2 separate regions of the Mus musculus genome follow, and region 1 is linked to region 2. The links are chromatin loops, found by intact Hi-C in ENCODE. Cell type or tissue: left cerebral cortex. All regions are shown on one strand. Each heading gives the region's core, and the rest is flanking DNA. Links, peaks and the distances in the headings are about the cores only.

Region 1 (11,671 bases), core at 3,770-6,269, 370 kb before region 2:
GGACTCTAACCCTTGGAAACTGTAGCTCAAGTAAATGTCTTCTGTAAATTACCTTGGTTGTCATGTTTATCACAGCAAGAAATGTAACTAGTACAACACCCAATGTAGTTACATTCAGATGCATATGTAATCATGTGTCCATGCACCTGCACATACATGCCTCACATGTGTGGACATGTATAGCACGAGTGTGTGGGAAGCCACATGTGCCGTTGCAGAGTGGCACTGACTACTGCTGGCCACCACGCATAAGTTTGGACAAACAACCAATGTGTACATATGCAGTAAAGTTTTTTGCAAAGACACTGCCTGGCCCGGGCATGATAATGAGGCTTTGAGAGTATAACCAATCAGATGTGAGACATGCAAATGAGGTATGATAATGAGGCTCTGTGAGGTACAGAGAGAGAGAGTAGCCAATCAGATGAGGAACATGCAAATGAGGCGTAGTGCCTAACCAATCCGGGTGTGAGACACGCCTCTCCTAGGCCTATATAAGCAGTACCAGTTCTGGGCTCGGGGTCTTTTCGCCTCTGCAATCAAGCTCTCCCAATAAACGTGTGCAGAAGGATCCTGTTGCAGCGTCATTCTTGCTGGTCGAGTCCAGCGCGCGCAAGACTAGTGCACACACACACACACACACACACACACACACACACACTCACTCATGTGCATGCATGTAATAAAAAATGGTAATGGCCACCAGAAAAAAGCCACACCTATATTAGAGATTCTACAAGGCTGGTTAGAACTTTTTGGTTGTGGTGAGTTGGGATATTGCAGATCCAAAATTGTTCTAGATTGCTTATTATTGCTGTGATAAAACACCATGACCAAAAGAAAACTGCAGAGAAAAGGGATTTATATGACTTACATATACCAATCATTGTCCATCATGAAGGGAAGCCAGAGCAAGAACTCGATGAAGGAACCTGGAGGCAGGAACTGAAGCAAAAGCCATAGAGGAATGCTGCTCACTGACCTGTTCCTCATGGCTTGCTCAGCTGCTTTTTTTCTTTTTGTTTGTTTTAAACCTTTAATTGATTCTTTGTGAATTTTACATCATGCACTCCAATCTCACTCATCTCTGTCCCTTCATATCTACCCCATCCTTGCAACCTCCCTCCAAAAAGAAGAAAAAAATCTTATGGAAGCTATAGTGAGTCCCAGTGTGTCACCTTTTAGTCCACACTTTGTGCGAAGGTTCATTGCAATGAGTCACTGGTTTGGTTTGAGCCCTCTGGCTCCCTGTAAGGTATCAATACTGAATACTATCAATACTGGAACCTTACAGGGACTAGATATAGCAAATTCTACAAAATCAACAAGATGACAGGACATAAATATGCATCACTCAACAATCACTCTATATTAATGATCTCAGATGGGCAGTGGTGGCGCACGCCTTTAATCCCAGCACTTAAAAGGCAGAGGCAGGTGGATCTCTGAGTTCGAGACCAGCTTGGTCAACAGAGCAAGTTCCAGAATAGGCAGGGATACACAGAAAAACCTTATCTTAAAACAAACAAACAAATTAATGGTCTCAATTCACCCACTGAAAAGACACAGTCTAAACTAGTGTATTAAAATACAGGCCTCATCCTTGTGTGTGTTCATGAACCTTACTTGATCATAAAAGACAGATAAAGCAGATAATACTTTAGAGGACAGAGTAGAGAATGGATTCCAGGCAAATAGATCTAGGAATAAAGGAGTTTTCATATCTGATAAAATAGACTTGAAACCAAAACTAGTTGGAAGAGATAAAGAAGGCCACTTTGTAATGACTAAGTGAACAATCCACCAAGAAGACATTACAATTCTAAACATCTACATAGCAAGTGTGGGTGCCTCTGATGTCATAAAACAAGACACCAGCAATGGTATAGTCAGCAGCATAATGGTGGGAGATTGTGATAGCCCATTCTAATTAATTGATAGATCATGCAGGCAAAAGGTAAACAGAACATATAAATTAAATGAGATCATATATCATAGATTTAAGAGACATCTATTTAATATTCTACTTGAACACTCAAGAGTTCATATTTTTTTCAGTAGCCCACGCAACTTTATCTAAAATAGATAATATATTAGGACAGAGTACACACTCTTAACAAATAGAGGGAAACTGGAAAAGCTCCTGTATTTTATCTGACCACAATTGACTAGAACTGCAGATTAATAGCAAGAGGAACTACAGAATAGTCACAAACTCAGGGAGACTGAACAACACCACTGAATGATAGATTGGTCAGTCAATGCAGAGATCAAAAAAAGAGATCAGCAATTTACAGAAATAAAAGAAAATAAAAACACAACAACAAAATCTTAATGACAAACCTGAGGGACCTGGAAAAACCAGAAAGACCAAACTCAAAATCAGTTTGAAAGAAATAATTAAAACAGGGCAGAAATAGATGAAATAGAAATGAAAAATTATAAAAATTACAAGGTCATTTGATCAATTAAGTAAGACTAAATTTGCCAAAGTATTTTCAGACCCAGAATAATAAAACTAGAGAAAAAGAGAGCCATTATGATAGATACAAATGAAATTCAAAAGAATTACTAGGAGTGATCTTAAAAATATATTCTGTTAAATTGGAAAGATCTAAAATAAATGGATGAATGTTTAGATGTATATGACCTACAAAAATTAATCCAAATGAGATAAACAGATAAGAATTAATAGAGCTGATGCAGTAATAAAAACATCTGGATTAAAAAAAAAGCAGGCAAATTCAGCTTTGTCTTGTACAAATACACTACAAAGACATCAGAACTTAGAAAATACTTAATGACATTAGTTAGTTGTCTTTTGTGAAACTTTAAGCACTGAATAACGCAGTGAAAGAAAACACTAGGCCTAAGACTCAGGAATAAAATCTGGACCCTGTCTCTGGACACCAAGATGCAGAACACCTATAAAAAGCAAGTTGAGCCAGTCAGGTACCATGCTACCCAGTCAGACAGACCACACCAGAGAAGACCCCCCAGCCAGTGTCATGCAGGCCTGGCTGGGTAGTCCATGCCTTAGGCAATCCATGTCCAGTGAATGGGTGGGACATAACACTCCTGAGATGACACCAGAAACACAGAGGCCCCAGGCATCATTATGATGATGAGCAAGTAGTGGTGGAGAGACAGAGAGGGAGAGGGATGTTTGTACAGTGAAGGGAGGTAGAACTGCTGAGAGTGTGAAGAACAGCCTGATGAGGGTGGCTGGTGATGCCACCTGGGGTTATGGTGGGGTCCTGGCCCATGCTGCCAGCCAGGGCCATGTCTAAGTTCATGGACCTGCAACAGCAGGGGTCTATTCCCACCAAAGGCCAGGCGGATGTCCATAGTCTCCAACTGCAGTACTCAGGAGAAGGGGCCCCACATCTCACCCAGGGAGCAGAGCAAAGCTGGCCCTGGTTGCTGGGGGGTTGTGAGTGAGCTGGTCCTGGGGTGTAAGTGTGGGAGAGCTGGCCTGGCCACTTGTCTAATGTGTGGTGCTGTGGCAAGGGAGAGATGCCCTCCCCCACCTCACCACCTATGGAAGATGGGAGAGCTGGCCCCCAAGGTCATGAGAGCAGGAGAGCTGTCTCCGAGCAGTACTCAGCAGGCCCTCCTGGTCAGCACAGTAGAGCTGTCCTTGGTTGCAAGGGGTCACATGTAAGCCAGTCCCAAAGCATGAGAACAAGAGAGTTGGCACAGCCCCTTGCTGGGTGTAGTACTTGGGAGAGCAGCCCACACCTCAACTGGACAGCAGAGCTGGCCCTGCTGGGTTGGGATGAATCGGCACGAGGGCATGAGAGTAGAAGAGCTGGCTCTGCCTCTTGCTGGCTGCAGCATTGGGTGGGCTAGTCAGTGTTCTGCCAGAGAGCTCTCCCATGGTGGTTTCAGTATGGGGGAGCTGGTGTACTGACCAGCTCAGCTACAAGCCAGGCCCAAATCCAGGACTTTAACATTGACCCTCCCCAACATCTACCCCATCTATGAACTGTCGAAGAGTGCGAAAGGGCCAGTCCTGCAATCCAAAACTACAGGATCTCCATGACACAGGGCAGTGACAGGATATCCCAGAGGAGTCCCAGGGAGGCTCCAGTATTGATAGTATAACAGAAGCCAGAGTTCTGGAACCAGACCAATAGATGCACTGCAGAAAGCATTTGCAAGTAAAGCTGCTGAGACAAAAGGGTGTACTGTGGGATACACAGCTGCACAATACAGCTTCCACAATAAGAACAAAAGGGTGTACTGTGGGATACACAGCTACACAATACAGCTTCCACAATAAGAACAAAAGGGTGTACTGTGGGGTATACAGCTACACAATACAGCTTCCACAATAAGAACAAAAGGGTGTACTGTGGGGTACACAGCTACACAATACAGCTTCCACAATAAGAACAAAAGGGTGTACTGTGGGATACTCAGCTACACAATATAGCTTCCACAATAAGAACAAAAGGGTGTACTGTGGGGTTCATGGCTACAGAATACAGCTTCCACAATAAGAATTTTTTCATTTGGGGTAGATCTAATATATTTAAATGTTTTATTGTCTCTGGTTGCCTTTATCTTGTCAGAAAGAACAAAGAGCACTACTAAACTCATTTTATGAAACCATAATCAACCTGATACCAAAACTGCATGAAGACATAATAAAAAAGGAAACTATAGTCCAGTCTCCTTAATGAACATAAATCAAAAAAATCTGCAGAAAACACTTGCAAATTGAATGTGAAAACATAATTTGATTTGCAATTCTTACTGCAGATAGAACACTTTGCCAGATTGCTGAAACATGTCACCAGACTCTGAGGGCCACTGCCTTGTTAACAGGAAAAGGGCTTATACACAGTTTAGGCTGAGTTTAATAAAAAAAAAAAAAATCAGCTACTCTCTGCCGTGCCTGTATCTATGTTACAACACACAGTGGGGGAAGCCAGGAAATACACTGTTCGCTACATATCATGTATATAGATATGTAGACTGATACATACTGTGATGAGAAGGACTCTTTGGAAAGAATCCCCAAGTCCGTTATACATCAGTCCTGGTGCTCCTGGAGAGGTTCAAAAAAATGAATAAAGGAATATAGGAGACATCTGTTTTATACTCAGTGCCTTATATTCTTTACTACAAATTTTAATTACATCATATGGCCACATGATGGCAACATGTTAACATATTTCCAGGCCATGACTATAACCGTGTCCGGGTTTTGCCTGTAAACTACGAGTTGACTGGACTTTATCTTTCCCTCTACTCTTTGGTTCTTGAATTATAAGAAATTCAGAATATATCAGAATTTCTGTCAGTTTTATATTAGAGAGTTGTGATGTCACTAAGGGATAGGAATTTTTCAACTTCTCTCAGTTACTTGGGACCATTGTCCTATATGTAGTCAGTAACTCTCAAAATGTCATGTGCTATATAAGGAATATTTTAAAAGTATGTATAATATTCAATCTCAACAGAAGGGTTTTCTCCAATCATATCCATTAGTGTGTTGGATTTAATTAGTCCTCAATATTTATTCTATGTGCTGAAATGGAAGTTCAGTAAACACTTGAACCAGGTAACTATATTTGTCAAGGAAAAAGACCAGTACTGTATGGTTAAAAAAATCTTTAATATACATGCAACAAATATAGTACATCGAGGCAACAAAATACAGATGGAAAGATAGACATAGCCAGCATTCTTTGTGGAGTTCTGAAAAATAAACAGTACCACTGAAAATTAAAGACTGAGACACTGTTCACTCATGCAAGCGTTACAAACTGCCTGTAGCTCGAAACCAACTGCAGAAACTTGGGTTCCACAGTAGCAGATGAACTTTATATCAAGAGCTCCAATAATGGAGGGAAAGCCATGATCCTCAGGTGTCATGTCTCAGTCCGCAGTTCGCAGCAGGGATATGTCACAAACTAGTGCTTCTATCGGACAGATCTGAAAAAGTGTACCAACTGGGGAATCTTGTATTCCCTTCTACTTTATAAAAATGTATGAAAAGATCTTACCAAGGTTTTATATCTGAAAAATCATAAATGACAGGTGAGAGCAGGCCGTGGTGATAAAGCAGTAAACACTTTGACTTTCTTAGGAAAGTAGAGGTGCGCCCACGGCCAGCCTAAATTCCCAATGTTCTCATGACCATCTAAGTCCTCATGCAGCCTGCTGCAGGCCTGCTGTCTTTATTTGCTATTCCTGACACTACTTAAACGTGGCTTTGGCCACTGTACACTTAATATGGTGCACACAGATCAGAGAAGATGGAGGTGCTCTGTTTTAATGCATCAGCCTCAGGAAGAAATTGCTCAGTTTGTTCTGAGTCACCCGATGCAATGTCTGTCATGAGCTTGCAGGCCTCCTTTGCCCCAGAGATTAGTGTCTGCACTGCCTCACATGTGACACTGGTCATGTTACTATTGATTGATTCCACACCATGAGACTGCGCTCCAAGCACTTCCCAGAACCTCCCACCCCTACACTTTGGATAGAAGGAGTGAACCTGTGAGTTCAGCACTCCCCAGGAAGCTTTAGGAGGGATGCACTTCCTACTTGTCACAGCTGCTAAGTTTAAATATAAAAATCAACAGACAAGAGTGAGCACTGTGGCCCCTTCATGAAACAGTATAGGAAATGTCTTTGGCACACTTGTTTTCCTCCTAGGACTCACTATAGAATACACACTTCATACGTGTTTATTTTCAATAGGGTGGAATTTTTAGGGACACATGTAGCTGTTTTAAAAATTGTAAAAAAAAAAATTGAAACACAGCTCTTTTTAAAAAACCTGTTTTCCTACAGAAGTATAGTTTTGTTTTTTTTTAAACACTAAGATCAATTTGAAAAATGAGAAATCATGGCATAGTGGTAATGGCTATGAAACACCCAGTATGTAAGTCATTGTTGCACACAGGGAAAATAGCATTGTAGCTCCAATGTATATCCACAGTCAGACATCCTGGTTACTCTGCAGCTCTTTAAAAATCATTATCAAGTCATTCATTAAACTGGAAACTTCTGAGGTTAGTAACCCCTTGCCAACATTAGTTCTGAAGTTTGAAATGTTTCCAATGTCTTAGGCATACCTGGGAAAAGATGCTTTTCCTCCATACCTGACAAATTAAGTCAGCAACCGCCTAAAAAGGCACAATTCTACAAACTTTATGAAATGCTAAAAGTTGGTACCAACTGGTAAAAGGAAAGCTTAACGAGCCACTGTGTAGTTGTGGCTGGAGACTTCCCCTTACAGCATGGTACACAGACATCAGAGTGCAGGAAGTACTTCATGGAATTAGTTGCCTTTTGTGCAAATTTAACCACCAAATAAAGGAGCGAAAGAAACTGCTAAGCTTAAGTCTCTGGAGTAAAACCTGGACCTGGTCTCTGGACACCAAGACGCATTTAAACAAATATAAAAATTCAGCTGAATAACAACTATGTACAATTTATAATGAATTCAGACACTCTTTGAAAGATTTTTAAAGCCTAATCAACTTTAAACATCCTCAGTGACAAATGTAATATTTTAAAAAGAAAAATAGGGGACTACTATGCTTTTCCCTCAGAAATTTACATGGGCTGGACTAAAATCTCCAAACAACAAAATGTTACGCATGTACCAGAATATAAAATTTCAAAATCTCCCAGCAGCCAAACTTATGTAAACAGGATATTTACAATGCAGAAACTTTGGGTTTTTACGTAGTCTTTCAGGATGGAGTCAGGCCTGGGCTGGTTAGCTCCGTGGTGGGGCTTGCAAGGCAGTCGTTGGATTTTAGGCTTGTTAGGGACTTGTAACTTGCCACTGATGTCAGGGACCCACAGAGGCCAAGAAGTGAGGGGGTATCTTCTTTACCTGGACATTAAGACACAAGCACACAAGAGTAACAGTTTCATGAATCACTGCAAGACCAAAACCCAGGAGAAACTCCCAGAGCTTCTGGAGTAGTGACAATGTATCGATGCCGCTAAACCTATTTTACCCGGCAGCAGCTTCTAATACCTCCTCTAAGAATATTAGTGTTTTTATGTTTCTCGTAAAACATCTTGGTATGGTAGTTTGAGATAACGCATTTTGGAGTAAAAATGTAGTTTACCTTTTATTTACTGACTTATTTATTGTCTTTTTTTGACACCCTGGGTGTCCTGGAGCTCACTATGTTTGACCAGGCTGGCCTCACATTCAGAGATCACTGTACCTCTACCTCCCAAACTCAGGGATTACAAGCTTGTGCCACCACGCCTCTACCCCCTGTTTTTGAGAATATATTCACATTTTGTCACCCAGCAAAGAGAAAAGAATACTCAACTAAATAAGAGTAACTGTGGCCAAAGCAGGGAGAATGAGAATCCTGGACTTTCATTAAGAAGTGCGATAGAAACAAACTTACCCTCATCAGACATTACTCACTAGCTGACCATTGATTTTGTGTCTCCTGAGCACTGGGATCTGTGCTTTTAATTATAGCTCTGTTTCATAGTTTTATTTCTGGCGTGTGTGCCACAGTGTGTGTGGAAAGGCAATTCCCACTTTCCACTGAACATCTCCAATGAAGAGAGGACAGGAAGGAGTTCTAGAATTGTACACTCGTGACTTGCCTGAGTGATACGGTAAGTTTTCAGCAACCTCAGCTATATGAAACCCCATCTTAAAAAAAATAAAATAAAAGATTCTAAGACTACTATGAGCAACTAAACCTTTATTCTTTTTTACAGGTAGACAAGAGAAAAAGGCAATTAAAAAAAGTGTATGCTTAAAATCTAAAAGAAACTATTTAGAAACCTTAAAAAGAGAAATAGGGAAAATAAATTGGTTTATAATATAGTCCAAAAGAATGGCATACTTAGAAATAAATAATAAAATAATCAGATAATTAAAATTTTCTACCATATGTATCTACTCTGGAGAGACTAGACAAATGCTACTCTCAGGCTCAATGAAAGAAACCCTCCCTTATGGTGACTGGAGGTAATGCAGAGATCTGTAACAACAAAAGATGCTGAGAATAAAAAGAAGGGCTCGGCCCTGACTAAGACATTTGTACCACCACTTTTGTAATATTTTCAGAAGGGGGAGCACAAAACATGTAAGAACCAAAGGCCTGTGAAATGCCAACTTCTAAGCACAAACACGGTCTGAGCGACTGTGCCTACGTGCACTGGGCCCACACAACACTGGGGCTCCCTAACAGTCATAGTGAGGAAGGAGCTCCCAGTGCTCACGTCCTGCTGGGAAGAGAGTGAGAGGGGATAGCATCCAGTTGTATAGCCCCTGGGGAACACAGACAGACCACCTTAGTTAAACTCTGTGGGACACAAAACAAACAAGACTAATGAATATGAGGAAAAGATTTGTGAGGAAGAAGAGGGGCTTGCAGGTATGGGAGGGAAATGAGAGGCTGAAGGAAACCAGAATGCATTAAAACGTGTGTGACATGTCATGAACACAACTTAATTATTCTTAATGTTTATCTATTTGAATATGTGCATGTATGTACATATGTGGACATGTCTATAATCCCAGACTCTAGAGGCAGAGTTAAAAGGGTTACATGTTTAAAGCCAGGGTGGGCAAAATAATACTTTGTTCTTAAAGCCCAGATATGTTAAACTGCTCACAAATACCAATGTCATTTCCTTACTGTCTTAGGGTTCCTATTGCTGTGATGAAACACCATGAAAAGAAGCAAGTTGGGGAGGAAAGGGTTTATTCAGCCTACATTTCCACATCAGAGTTCATCATTGAAGGAAGTCCAGGTAGTAACTCAAAACAGGGCAGGAACCTGGAGGCAGGAGCTAATGCAGAGGCCATGGAGGGGTGCTGTTTACTGGCTTGCTCCCCATGACTTTTTCTTATAGAACCTAAGACCACTAGCTCAGGATGTTACCACCCACAATGGGCTGGGCCCTCTTCATCAATCACTAATTGAGAAAATGTCCCTAGGCTTGCCTACTGCCCAAACTTACAGAGGCCTTTTCTTACTGCAGTTCCCTATTCTCAAATGACTTTAGCTTGTGTCAAGTGGATGTAAAATCAGCCAGCACACTACCTTCACCAATGAAATTCAATGAGTCTTGCTTTCCATCTCCTTCTTGTGAGTGGCTGGGATCCAATGAGGCCTGAGAAAGGCTAACTTCTGCTGATAACTGGTCAAGGCTTTGGTAACTTTTACTGAAAATAAGGATAAAAAATTATTGTAATTTCTTCTCACAAAAGAGAATATCTTTTGATAAACATCAATGGTTTACAATGCATTAAAATTGTGACTAATTTTCTCATGCCTTCCCTAAATTTGCGTTTATTATGGTTTATGTGTGATTTCCATTATACTTTTCTCCTTACCTATTTTGGAAGCTTATCTAGTTTGTTCATTGAAAAACAGAAAAGAATAATTATTTTTCAAGCAAATCAACATTATCAAATTAATTATTTATTATTCAGACAACTAAAATAGGAACTTCTAATTAGGTTATTATAGTTTTAAAGTAGGAACAGAAAAACCTAAGGAATATTACCAATAAAGAAACAAATGGTATAATTTAATAATGACCTATCATTTCTAGTACTTCAGGATTCCTTAGCACCTTGATATACTCACTGACAGCTGATATTCAACAAAAACAATTATTATAAATCACTATAATGTAAAAGTTTTAAATTTTAGACTAATAAATATTTATTATATTAATATACCATCAAGATAATTAATCCCCTTCCCTGTTTTAAGACCTTTTGTATTATGCTAATTGCTTAGATTAATTATATCAGAGGATATTTCAGTTAGAAGTAAAAGGTTAACAAATGCTTACTATTAATCTTTCCTCAAATTCGGTTTTCAGGATAAGGCTAACAAAAAGATATATTCAGGTTTGGTGTCCTTTGCACTTCATGGAAAATTGGAATTGATCATCATTTACTAATAAAAGTGTCAGTGGACATAGGAAAGTAGGTTTTTCCAAGCTGAATGTCTTTCATTAGATATTCAGATCCTACATAAATCCACAGATACGTATTTTATAATAACATTTACAAGAAAGCACACATGAAGCAAATGATCTCCTTCATGGTTGTCTGCATATGTATAACATGGGTAGACCTGGTCTCAGATCTGCAAAGGGACATACATTAAAAATGCTGCAAAACGCTGGGCTTAGTGTGCATTGCCTTTAGTCTCAGCACTTGGGAGGCAGAAGCCAGTGGATTTATGTGAGTTCAAGGCCAGCTTGTTTTATATAGCAGGTCCACCTAGAGCTACACAGTGACATCCTGTCTCATGGAAAAAGTTTTGAATACTTATGCCCAGATATTGTCTTGTGCTAGCCTGGACTCCTAACTAAAATGAGGAGGAAATGGAAAAATATTTCTTTACTAAAAAGTAGATTGTATTTTAATAATAACAATTTGAAAATTATATTAATAATAACTAAACCATACCAACAAAAAGCGGAGTTAAATAAGTTTACTAAAATAGTAACTATTTTAAATTAGTTGGTATTTATTTCCCATCAATATTATTAAGATAAAATTTTATAGGCTTCCATAGTGATAGAATACATTTATCAGGAATCCATTTTGTGTGTCTCTGAAATGCAAAATGAGATGGCAGAATGACTTTACTAACAATTCAAACAGTACTCTCAATTTATAACGTCTCAAACGTTTGTA
Region 2 (11,671 bases), core at 4,274-6,773:
ACTTGGTGGCACAACAACTCATGACTTTTGAAAATGTTATGTTGTAAGTATTGATTTTCTAAATAGATAAATATTTGATATATTGATTTATTCCAAGTCTTTGAAGCAATGAAATTTGCTGACACACCATTCATAGATTTAAAAATCTTAGATGTAAAAATCTATTTAATTAGGAACCGCCAAAGGAAACTTATGAAAAGTGGCCACTTTCTAAAAAAAAAAAAAAAAAAAAAAAAAAAGTCCCACACATTTAAATGTTACATAAGGAGAGAAAACCATCATGTGGTTTTTTTAGTTGTAATTTTAAAAATTGCAGTATATTCCTTTAGCATATGTGTGTGTGTGTGTGTGTGTGTGTGTGTGTGTAGGCCCAAGAAAAGGAAGTGGTGGGTTCCTAGTGTTCTGGAATATTCTTCAGCATTATGCTGGTTTGAGTGGTTACTCTGACACAATGTGATGTATGTGGAGAAAAGCAAGGGCCTTTGAATGGTGTTCTGGGGCATGATGGGAAAGGAAGACAAAGATTTCCCCTGTTTTAGAAATAGTTTAGCAATAGAGTTAATGAAACATGGCACCCACTAAAGCAGAGCTACAAGCCAATTTAGGAGAAGGTCCAGGCATAAACATGACAACTATACTTGGTATCTCTAAGGTCCTTTCCAATCTATGCTGTGAAGGCCACGTCACAAATGCAAATGTATCTTAATAGCTGCATGGCATGCTAAGTAGGGAGACGCTCGTCACATACTTCATAGGCTTTGTGAGAATATGTTCCCACAACCAGCCATGAGGCCTCAGTGACACAGAATTAAAAACATTTATTTTGTGCATAAGTCAGTTGTACTGATCTGAGTTAGTGTTACAGGACAGGGTAGGTGGCTAGTGTGTGAGGGGTGTCCTCTGCGCATGCTTTATCTTGTAGTAGAAGGAGGGAGGGAAGGAGGTGAGGGGGACGGGAGAGAGAGAGAACATAGAAATGAAAATGAAGAAACCTACTAAGCATACAAGACTCTTAGACACCTAGCTGACGACAGCAACTCTGCTGCACCTTGCCAATAGAAATAAGTCACAAAGCAAACCTACATTCGAAGGGTTGGAAACACACTTCATCTTTTAAACAGAAGTGTTTGCAAAAGTCAGAGAGAGATGAAAGAACTGGCTATTTTGTATCCAGCCACACTGCTATGCATTTCAGGAACAGTATTTCATTTAAAATCGAACAAACTCTTGAACACATAAAGAGAACAGAACACTTACAGCATTTTGACAAAGAATGTGAGCAGTTTGTCACATCTATGTTGCAAGGGACAAAAATGAGAAACCTCAGGCATGGCATCTGGGAGTCTGGAGTGGAGTGTTGTCTGGTCTGTGAGGGGAGCATGTAAGGGAATCCTTCCATTGCTTTGTCTGAAACCCACAGCCATTGGTCCAGTGATTCTAATCCACCCCTGGGAAAGAGGAGTTCTCAGGGAAGCCCCGTAGCTTCTTTCTAAAGGGTTCCTAACGACAGTAAAGCAGAGAACAGAAAGTTGCCAAGGACTGCAGGAAACGCCATTCTCTTTCTGTAGAGAACTAGACATTGGGTGAATCAGGCCAGCTCCTAGTTGTTGCCCTTCATCTTCTGCTGTACCCGAAGCCTTACCAGTGGAGCAGTGTGGCTGGTGAGAGCTATCAAGTCTAGGCTGGCTCAGAGAGGGGCCACCATGGTGGTTGGTGTCTTCATAGTTCTCTGCATGATTTTTCTCTATTCAGATCAGTGGTCACCCAGCCACTTGGGTATAGACCTGACCGCTTGCTTCCACGGTAGCCGAGACTGTCTGCGCATGCTTGCTTCTCTTGTTTTTCAGGGTATTTTCTGCTGTTGTCTTTGGTGCCATGGCAGCTGGGAATACTAGTTCATTTGCTCCTGACTATGCGAAAGCCAAAGTATCAGCATCTCATATCATCAGGATCATTGAGAAAACCCCTGAGATTGACAGCTACAGCACAGAGGGCTTGAAGCCTGTGAGTTTGTTTATTCACTTACATGACCTGCTAGCCCCATGGATAAAAGTAGTCCAAGAAGAAAGTAAACAGAATTGTGCTTTTGCTTATTTTGATTGTGATATGAATTTCTAGGCCTTGGGTTTGTTTCAGCAAGTACCAATGTATATTAAAACCTAGTACTTTTACATGACAGTTACAGCGCAATAAGAATACTATCATCTTCGTAGGCAAATTCTGGAGGAAAAGCTCCAAATTATTGCATTTGTGTTATGCATTAGATGGTACTAAGGCCACCACGTAAACAAGTGGACTCTCTCTTTTTCTTAAGAATTTTTAAAATTTCATTTTTATCTAGTTATTTATGTGTGTGTAAATGTTCCCTCACCGCAGTGCACAGGTGGAGGCCAGAGGACAATTTTAGGACTTGGTTCTCTGCTCCACCACGTGGATCCTGGGAACTGAAGTCAAGTTGTACTGCTCAGTAGCAGGGTCCCTACCCACTGAAGCATATTGTCGGCCAAGGCACTGATTCTTTTAGAGTCTATTAAGTTCTAGCTTTGTGAAATGAAGGTTAGCTTCATTTCAGAGCTCATAGTAGAATTTCACTACATTTGTTACTAACCACCTGGCTGAGATCTTTTTGCTCTTCATGGATAGAATCCATGAGCGTGGTCGTTAGAACTCTTTCATGGTTAGGAGTCCTAAGCCCTTTTGTGCCTGAGTCACAGGGGACTGAACTAGCAGGCTCTGCGCCTTGAGAACTAGGAAGCCTACTCCAGAATTTAGAAGCCAGAGACTATGGCTTTTACGTGTTATGTTAAAGGTTTATTGCTTGAAGCTTTAATGACCAACTGCCCTGATAATTAGAAACCATTATTGTTCTCACTGACCAACAGCATTGAGCAGCAGCTGGCATCACTGGCTCCAGTATTAGGGCCCTTAGCTCCCAGAGCAGTTAGTATTATAGGTCTTGAGTCTAGGGTGTCAGAACTTTGGTCTTTAAAGCTTTGCAGTTCTTCCAACAACTGGAGACTAGAGTTTCTCATCTATAGCTCTTTGCAATCTTTATTATCTCTACCTCCAGTTCCCATGCATGTCACTGACTGGAACTCTCTTCAGTTACCCTTCCCTGGCATGCCAGACATTGCTCTACTATTGCTGCTGTTGTCTCTTCTTTTCGTGGTCAGCTTAGTCCACTGTATTGATGAGAGAGAGGAAAAGTAGCAAGCAAAGGCTTATATATTAAGACAAATGTATCAAGACTATATTGACACTAATTACGGGCCTTCTGCTGGTCCGCTGTGAGCCCATCAACAGGGAGCATGCCATCAGCAGTGATCCCCTGCGTTCTGGATGATAATGCTTGCTGGAGGTCCTTGTGACTTCCACAGCAAGCTATTATAACAGTCACAATAGAAGTAATGCTCTCCCCCATTGAAGTGTGCTTTTGCCAAAAGTGGCTGTAGTTGCAAATACCATTTTCTTCAGACATTTGGCATGAGAGCATCAAGCAGCTGTCAAAAGGGCTGCTTAGCAGACAGCATTCTGCTCAAGGAAGCCAGATATTAAGAGGATGATCTATCACAGCCCATTTTTTGAACTCTTTTAGTCATTCATGCAAAGGATGAGTACAGTAAAGACTTAGTGAGTACTCAGCACAGAGCTAATAGCACTTAATAGTATTTAACAGTGCTTAAGAATTGCCCTGGCAGCCAGGAAAAGGTGTGTCCTTTTGATCTGACTCACCTGACAGCTGGAGGTAGCTAGGCTCAGTTCTACTCCATGTTTCCAATATTGCCATTATCAAAGTAACTATCACTATTCTCTTTTTAGACTCTGTTAGAAGGAAATGTAAAATTTAATGGAGTCCAGTTTAACTATCCCACCCGACCCAACATCCCAGTGCTTCAGGGGCTGAGCCTCGAGGTGAAGAAGGGCCAGACGTTGGCCCTGGTGGGCAGCAGTGGCTGTGGGAAGAGCACAGTGGTCCAGCTGCTCGAGCGCTTCTACGACCCCATGGCTGGATCAGTGGTGAGCACGTTTTTATATTCAGATCATCTTAAGGCCTGGATATTATTAACTCTTGATTATAAGCCATGTTTGGTGTCTAAGCTGCCCTGTCTGCCCCAGATACCTTCTCCATCAACAGTGCACCTCTGTTTTCCTTCACAGAAGCCTACTTACCACCTGGCTCCCTTGCATGAGAAAGGCATAAAAAGTTAGAGTAGCTTGAGAAATAGAAAGTGGGTCTAGGAGTGACAAGGAGATTACAGCCGATTACTATGTTTTGAGGAGGAAAAGATGACAATGAGGATGGGTGGCATGGATTTGGAGGAGGTGAGAACTGAGAAGACATGGTGACCTGAGGGAGCAAATCAATGGACCGTTTGCAACATTTCCTCTTAGTAAACAGCTCTGCACGTCTGAAGGAAGCTTGGGAGGAAACATGGAGATTCAGGGAGTGTGAACTGTGAAGCAGTTGACAGTGGAAGAGGTAGGAGTAGCAGCAGAATAGGGGACATTTGAGGTAACATGTTCAAAAGAAGGAATCTGGAGGTCTGTGCAGAGGACTCGGCAGTCAGAAGTACTCACTGCCTTGCAGAGGACCTTGGTTCAGTTCTCAGCAACCACTTGGTGCCTTAGACCTCCACTTCCAGGGGAATCTGACTCCAACTTATGACCTGTGTTATCCTTCTGTGTGCTCATGGTGCACATATATACACTGAGATACGTGCTTACATAAAAACAAATTAACTAAAAAAAAAAAAAAATCTTTTTTTTTTTGTTTTTTTTGTTTTTGCAATAGGGTTCCTTTGTGTAGCCTTGGCTGTCCAGGAACTAGCTCTGTAGACCACACTGGCCTTCAACTCACAGATATACATCTGTCTTTTCCTCCCAAGTGCTGGGATTAAAGGCATGTGCCTACACTCTCCAGCTCCAATAAAATCAATATTTTTAAAAGGGGGAAACTGAAGCATGCTTTGGCTATGAGTTTAAATAAATGTAGTGGTATACAGCAAAAAGAGTGCAAAGATGCAGCTTAGAGCAGAAAAGTGTTACTCTGTATGCACAGAGCCACATAGCCACACAGCAATAAGACAATGACCCAAACATTCGATTCCCATCAGCTCTAAGGGATCCTGGCTGCCATCAATGATGAAGATGAGTGGAGACTTTTCAATCTGATCCCATGGCTTTTAGAATTGCTACACAATAACTATTCAAAAACAATCATATTTTACTCAGTGTCTTAGTTAGGGTTTTTATTGCTGCAATGAAACACCATGACCGAAAAAAAAAAAAAAAGACCAAGTTGGGGAGGAAAAGGTTTATTCAGCTTACACATGCATAGCACTGTTCACCACTGAAGGAAGTCAGGACAGGACAGTAAACAGCACAGGATCCTGGAAGCGAGAGCTCATGAACAGGCCATGGAGGGGTACTGCTTACTGTCTTGCTTCCCACGGCTTGCTCAGTTTGATTTCTTATAGAACCCCAGGGATAGCACCGCCCACCGTGGCCTGGGCCCTCCTCCATTGGTCACTGAGAGAATGCCTTATAGCTGGATCTCATGACACATTTCCTTAGTTGAGGCTTCTTCTCTCTGATGACTCTAGTTTGTGTCAAGTTGACACAAAACCAACCAGTGTACTCAGTTTTTTTTTTTAAGTTATAAATGCTTTACACCTTTTTACCTTATTAAAAGAGCAGTTCTCAACCTGTGGGGTTGAACATCATATTTAGATTTATTTTATGACTTATATCATTCATAATAGCAGCAATATTACAGTTATGAAGTAGCAATGAAGTAATTTTATGATTGGGGTCACCACAGCATGAGGAACTGTATTAAAGGGTTGCAGCATTAGGAAAGTTGAGAACCACTCTTCTAAAAGGTCTTTGCTACATTCAAAGCAATTAGAGGAGATAGTGTCAGCCGCCAGAATTTTGAGTAATGTCCTCAATAAGCTTTTATTAAGCCACATGTAAACTGTGCAATTAAAAGAAATAGCATATGGTGACTTTAACTGGGACGATGGAAAAATATGCTTGTGCAAATTTGATTAGAGAAGGGAGACCTGGAGCTAGCTCTCAATGGCTGTGTATGATTTGCATAGTGAAGAGCCATATAGCTGATACTTATTGCAAGAGGTAATGTGGGTTCTGCTTGGTAGCACAGGGTAGCAAGCAGGCCAGTTAAAGTGGAACCTAGCAGAATTAATACTTTCCCAAACTATGTTGTTATATTTTAAGAAAGATTTTAAAATCTCATAGCATCTTATTATAGTCACAATAACTTCCTAGTGGGGCAGGGCATTGTCCCAAGGTAAGCAAGCTTAAATTTGCAGCTTCTCCGAGAAGGAAGTTGGAGAAGAGAAAGAGGAAAAAGCCATGCCACTTGAGTTAACCCAGCATAGAAGTCAGCCCATGGCAGACAAGAAGCCACAAGATAGGTGGAGAGCTAAAACATACTTAGGCTCTGGACATACTAGACAGTATTTGAAAAAAAAAACAATTATAAATGAAGAAAGAGTACACGTTAGACATTTCTGAGTCAAAAGGTAGCCCTGAAGCAACTGCACCAAAGTCAGAGAGAAAGGAAAGGAAGGAAAAATATACATTATCATTCACAGATACTTATTCCTCCCATCTTTTTAGCATGGCTTAACATGAACTCAGCTTCCTCAGGGGTGGTCTCTTGGCTGGGTGATTCCTTCCAGGAGGAAACAGTGACATGTCCTCAGGCACCATAGACCCCATTCTTTACTGTAACTTTACTAAACAACGGCAAAACCATTACATAAGGAACAGTGATGGTTCTGTAAAAACAACAATAGCAGGAGAGCATAATCTACAACATGGACAAAAATCATTTCAGCTCAGTACAGGAAACAGAAAGATTTAATAAAAGGAGTTAGGTGCTCACTCTTTGCTGAGCTAAATGAATAAGAGCAATGAATTGGAATAAGAGATTGGATTCTGATCTCAGCACTGCTGCTGCGGTCTATGACCCAGAAGTTACAGGGACTTCTGTCAGCATTATAGCTGTTCCTAGTGTACAAGAGCAAGCTTGTTCCAGCTGTTGGAGGAACTGCCATCTTCCACCACACCACCAGCCTACTCCTGCTAAATGAGAATTGGTATCTACCTCTCAATTTTACCCAGTAACATTCACAGATGGAATCAAGTGTGTCTCCCAAAAACAGGGAGTCAAGGAAGGAGTTTTGAGCCTGTTTGCTTGTTTGTTTGTTTGTTTCCAGACTTATTTATGTATTTTATGTATATGGGTACTTTAACATGTACATCTGCACTCCAGAAGATGGCCTCAGACAGGTGTGAGCTGCCATGAGAGTGAGGAGTGAGAATTGAATTCAGGACCTTCTGAAGAGCAGTGAGTGCTCTTAACCACTGAGCCACCTCTCCAACCTTTTGGTTCTTAGTATGTAAAGGTAGACACAAATGCACTGAAGCTAACGTATTCTTGTTCATTCCAGAAATACCTGTTGTCTTCTTCTGTGAATTGTACTAGAGCTTTAAAATGTCAGGACATGGTTCATAGCAGCCAGCCTCCTTTCAGAAGCATTCCCAGTAAATTAATGTGTTAAATTTTGTTTCTAAGTATCAGCTAGTGACCTGTTGGGAACTACAAAGGGTGGGGGGCGGGGGGTAGGTAGGGGAGGCCCTGGCGAAGAAAGGGAAGGGAAAAGGGGCCCAATGTCCGGCCAGAGTTCCTGTACTCTGGGCAGGCAGACACAGGCAGATGCTCAGGTGGGCATGCAAGCCTCTGACCCATGCAACAGGGGGTGGACAAGGGGCAGCCCCCAACTGGGACCCCAAGGCAACACCCTGTCACCCCGGGGTTATAGGAGAGAGGGATGAGAGGAGAGGTTCCCAACACTGGCGAGTTTGCACAGCGGATCTTGATGGAGCAGAGACTCTATGATTTAAGAGCTTTATTATAGAAATGCAGGGGGAAAGAGAAGGGGGAGAGAGAGAGAGGGAGAGAGAGAACGCTAGAGAGAAAGCTAGAGAGAAAGAGAAAAAGAGAGAAAGAGAGGAGAGGATAGGAGAAGACAAAGAGAAAGGAGAGAGGAGAGAAGACAGAGAGGAGAGAGAGGGGGCGAGAGTGAGGAGTAAGAAGTGAGAGCATAAGAGAAAGAGAGTGAGGTGGGGGCTGAACAGCCCTTTTTATGGTCTTTACTGTTGCTAGGTAACTGGGGAGGAGTTTAGCCTAAAGGTTAGAAGCTTGGGCCATTGCTTAAGTGACTACTGACCATGCTTCCCTTGTGAGGCCTGTGGAAGGTGGTAACTTAGGCAGGGACCAGAGTTCCAGGAGCATGAGGGAACGCCTACCGTGTCATGTAGGTGAATTATGACCATCGGGGTCCAGACCTCAGCTAGACTGGAGACCAGCCTGCAATTCCCCACAGTGACCCTTAGTGACTCTGTTAGTGGTAATAGGTATCTCAAAGGTATTTCTTACTGCCGTGGAAAATGATTGTCCACTTGAGCATCATTTGGTCTTTTTGTGGGGGGCAAGGGGGAGTTCTTGTAATTTATTGTTAGATAATTTTCTTTGCATTTTATTGGGTATTTTCTTTATTTACATTTCAAATGTTATCCCCTTTCCCAGTTCCCCTCCCTCCCAGAAACACCCTACCACGTCCTCCCTCCCCCTACTTCTATGATGGTCTTAAGAAATGAAAGCCTTGGAATCAGGAAACTCTTATGGCTGACAATAAGCTTTGTACCGTGCTGCTTGGGACCTTGACCTAAGTGGTGGCTTTCAAACTTTAATGTATATTACAATTGCAATGTCCTAGAAAGCTAGTAAGGGATACCGCCTGTATCATATAGCTTTAGCTACCCCACCTAAGCACCAGGAACAGACCGTGCTACCAGCCTCTGCCCAGAGAATATTGGATGAAAAACACAGACACACACAGTTGTTCAATTTCAACTTGCCTTTTTGGCACAGTTGCTGGGAGTTACTTATCTCCCGCCTGGAGAAGCGTGCCTTTAGCTCCACACCTCTTCACCTGCCCTCAACTTTGGTTGCTCAGTTACATCTCGTCCCAGCTAAACATCCCTAATGGCACACCTGTAGGAGCGCCCTGTGGAGAGCAAAGTGTTACGTTATATAAATTGGATTTTCTCTTGTATGTAGACGTTAGATATAATATTAAAAATAACGTCAAAGTAGAAGATGGACAAAAGAAAGAGGGACAGTAGTTTTATAGATTAATACATTCTAATAAAAAAGGGAATATTTTAAAAGCAACAACAACAACAATAATAATAACAAAATCTAGATACCCAAGTCTTAGATTGCAGAGTCTTCCTTTCTCAGCAACTGACTTAAGAGGGAGAGCTTCCTGACTGCAGCCTGGCCTCCCTCCCTCCCTCCCTCCCTCCCTCCCTCCCTCCCTCCCAGAACGCTGTTCAGGTGCCAGGACATACATATACTTGAAAGCCCTAGCAGCCTAGCTTTTTAAGTCTGCTCCTGGCCTGCATTTTTCCACCTCTAGTCTGTCCCAGACACCACAGTCAGGGTCTTTTGTCCCCTTTAGGTCTTAGTGACCCTACGAGATGTTGTGAAGAGAAAGAAGAGAGTGTGTGCATTGTGCTTATCTCAGAAATTAAAATCTTTTCAGTCCTTGACATTTTTTCTTTATTTCAGAGTACATACATATGCAAATAATACATATGCTGCACTTAATTACTGTACTAGGGAGCAGTAAATGTAGCAGGCTATCGTAGAAAGAGCTAATTATCTTCATTAGCCTTGCATTATTCCTTACCAAGTTTTACTTTCCTAGATAGGCCTTCCCTTGGGCTTGGATCTTGTGAGCAATTTTCATGAGTTCTGCAGAATTTCTGGGTCTCCCATCAGACCGCTGGTGTGCCTCTACCACGGGAGCTGTACCTGAAAGCATTTTACATTCTGGGTTTCCAAACATGTGTTTCTTAGAAGAAGGATTCTTTGGCCAATATGGGTTTAAATAGTTTACAAACCTGTGTGTTTTACAGTCATAATTAGGGCCAAGAGTTTTATTGTATTTGGTGAAATGTACAAACTTCTTAAAACTTATAGGAACCATTCAGACTTGCCTGTGATTCTATGCGATAACGTATTTTGCTTCCAGGGATATAAACATAGAATAAGCTTCTTTAAGGATTATTTCTTCTAATTTCCACTTCTAAGTTGTGATCCTTCCTCATTCTAACAAGATCATATAGCTATGCTCCAAAATGGATACCTTGCTTGTGTGCTTGTTTTGAGATAGAACTTTGCTACATAGTTCACAGTGGTCTAGAACTTGGCATGTAGCTCAGAATGACTTGATCTTACAGTGGTCTGCCTCCGCTGCCGTAGCGTTGGGCTAGTAGGCTTGTGCCTGTCACATGATATTCCCTGCCTCTCCCCATCCTTTATTTTGCACTTTGACTTATTAAAATGTTTAGAAAGCTAGGAGAGTAGATGCACACAGTGGTTCCCATGGTAACAGAGCTTGGTACTAGCAAGGTCATGGTATGCCTTCTATCCATGTAACTGCCAGGCTCACAAGTAGAAATGGATTCCTGTGGCATTCCTAGTTTTGGCCAGTGCTATACCAGAAGCCCAGAGAACATAGATGAACCATTTCACACTTAGGACCATTGTTTGACTCTCCAAAGCTGGGATACTGGAGTCTTCTTTAGAAGCCATCAACACCTCCCTCATTTGAAGGCCATTTGTTTTTGAAAAAGAGATCTGTTTAGTTGGCATATCTGTATCAGAAAAGGATTTTATCAACAAGTCTATGCAGGGGTCTCCCCAGCTCCTCTCCTGCACATCTAACTCATTGGTTCCCAGACTTCCTAATGTTATGACCCTTTAATACAGTCCTTCTCGTTGTGGTAACCCCAACCACAAAATTATTTTGTTACTACTTCATGTCTGTAATTTTGCTACTTTTATGAATCATAATGTAAATATTTGTGTTTTCTGATGGCCTTACACAACCCCTGTGAAGGAGTTGTTCAACCACAGATGGTTGTGACCCATAGGTGATGTAGGGGAAAGGTGGCCTTTTCTTTCTTACTCTTGGCTCAGTATTGAATATACCACGAATCCTTCTATACACTTGTCTATCTGTCCATTCTGTATCACACACACACACACACACACTGTTATAAGCCTTTGAGCCTCTAGCATAGCTCTCACTGTGTTAAAATACAAATGACAGTACTGTAGTATACCTTCTTGAGATCACAAGAGACAGGCTTCTCTGCTTTGCCTAAGTCATGGATCCTTTCTCCATCTTCAAAGCTAGCAGTAGCTGGCCAAGGCTTTTCATGCCACACACCTCAGGATAGTCTGCTCCTGTCCCCTTTCCATAGTTAAGAACCTCAGGAATACATTGGCTGCACCAAGATAATCTGAACAATCATTGTATTATAGAGTTAGCCAATTACTAGCAATCTAATGTATGCACATGATACAATGTGCTACTCTAATACCTCTTTGACAAAATGCATTCACAGTTTCCAGGAATTGAGACATGGATATTTTTGGAAGGAGGGTCAATTTTCTGCTTATTACTATGTAAATCAAAAAGAAAGAAAATGAACAAAAAACAGGGTTAAAACATGAGAAATGGGTACTTCCTCAAAATGTACAGTTATGGTATTCTTGAACAAA

What was found. Hi-C counts contacts between places; a loop is a spot of excess contacts. Peaks named below come from ENCODE experiments on the same cell type or tissue, not always from the same donor. Only the 100,000 strongest peaks of a DNase experiment are listed, where the experiment ranks them.
Region 1: a loop joins it to region 2, with 2.0 times the contacts of the local background. A loop is called at or near these places in 19 of 42 quality-filtered maps.

The regions. Positions count from the first base shown.
Region 1 is chr5:8,484,729-8,496,399 of GRCm38, forward strand. Rundc3b (RUN domain containing 3B) reads right to left here. Exons shown (of 11, transcript NM_001347311.1): 10 at 10,056-10,177; 11 at 5,608-7,861. The coding sequence ends at 7,716. Among named protein-coding and RNA genes, the nearest start is that of Slc25a40, 68 kb to the left of the region's middle. In left cerebral cortex, for the core only: a CTCF peak has its summit at 5,141 (motif pointing right); a DNase peak (open chromatin) is centred at 5,157.
Region 2 is chr5:8,849,610-8,861,280 of GRCm38, forward strand. Abcb1b (ATP-binding cassette, sub-family B (MDR/TAP), member 1B) reads left to right here. Exons shown (of 28, transcript NM_011075.2): 23 at 1-43; 24 at 1,848-2,004; 25 at 3,820-4,017. Among named protein-coding and RNA genes, the nearest start is that of Abcb4, 38 kb to the right of the region's middle. In left cerebral cortex, for the core only: no CTCF peak of the experiment used is centred there; no DNase peak of the experiment used is centred there.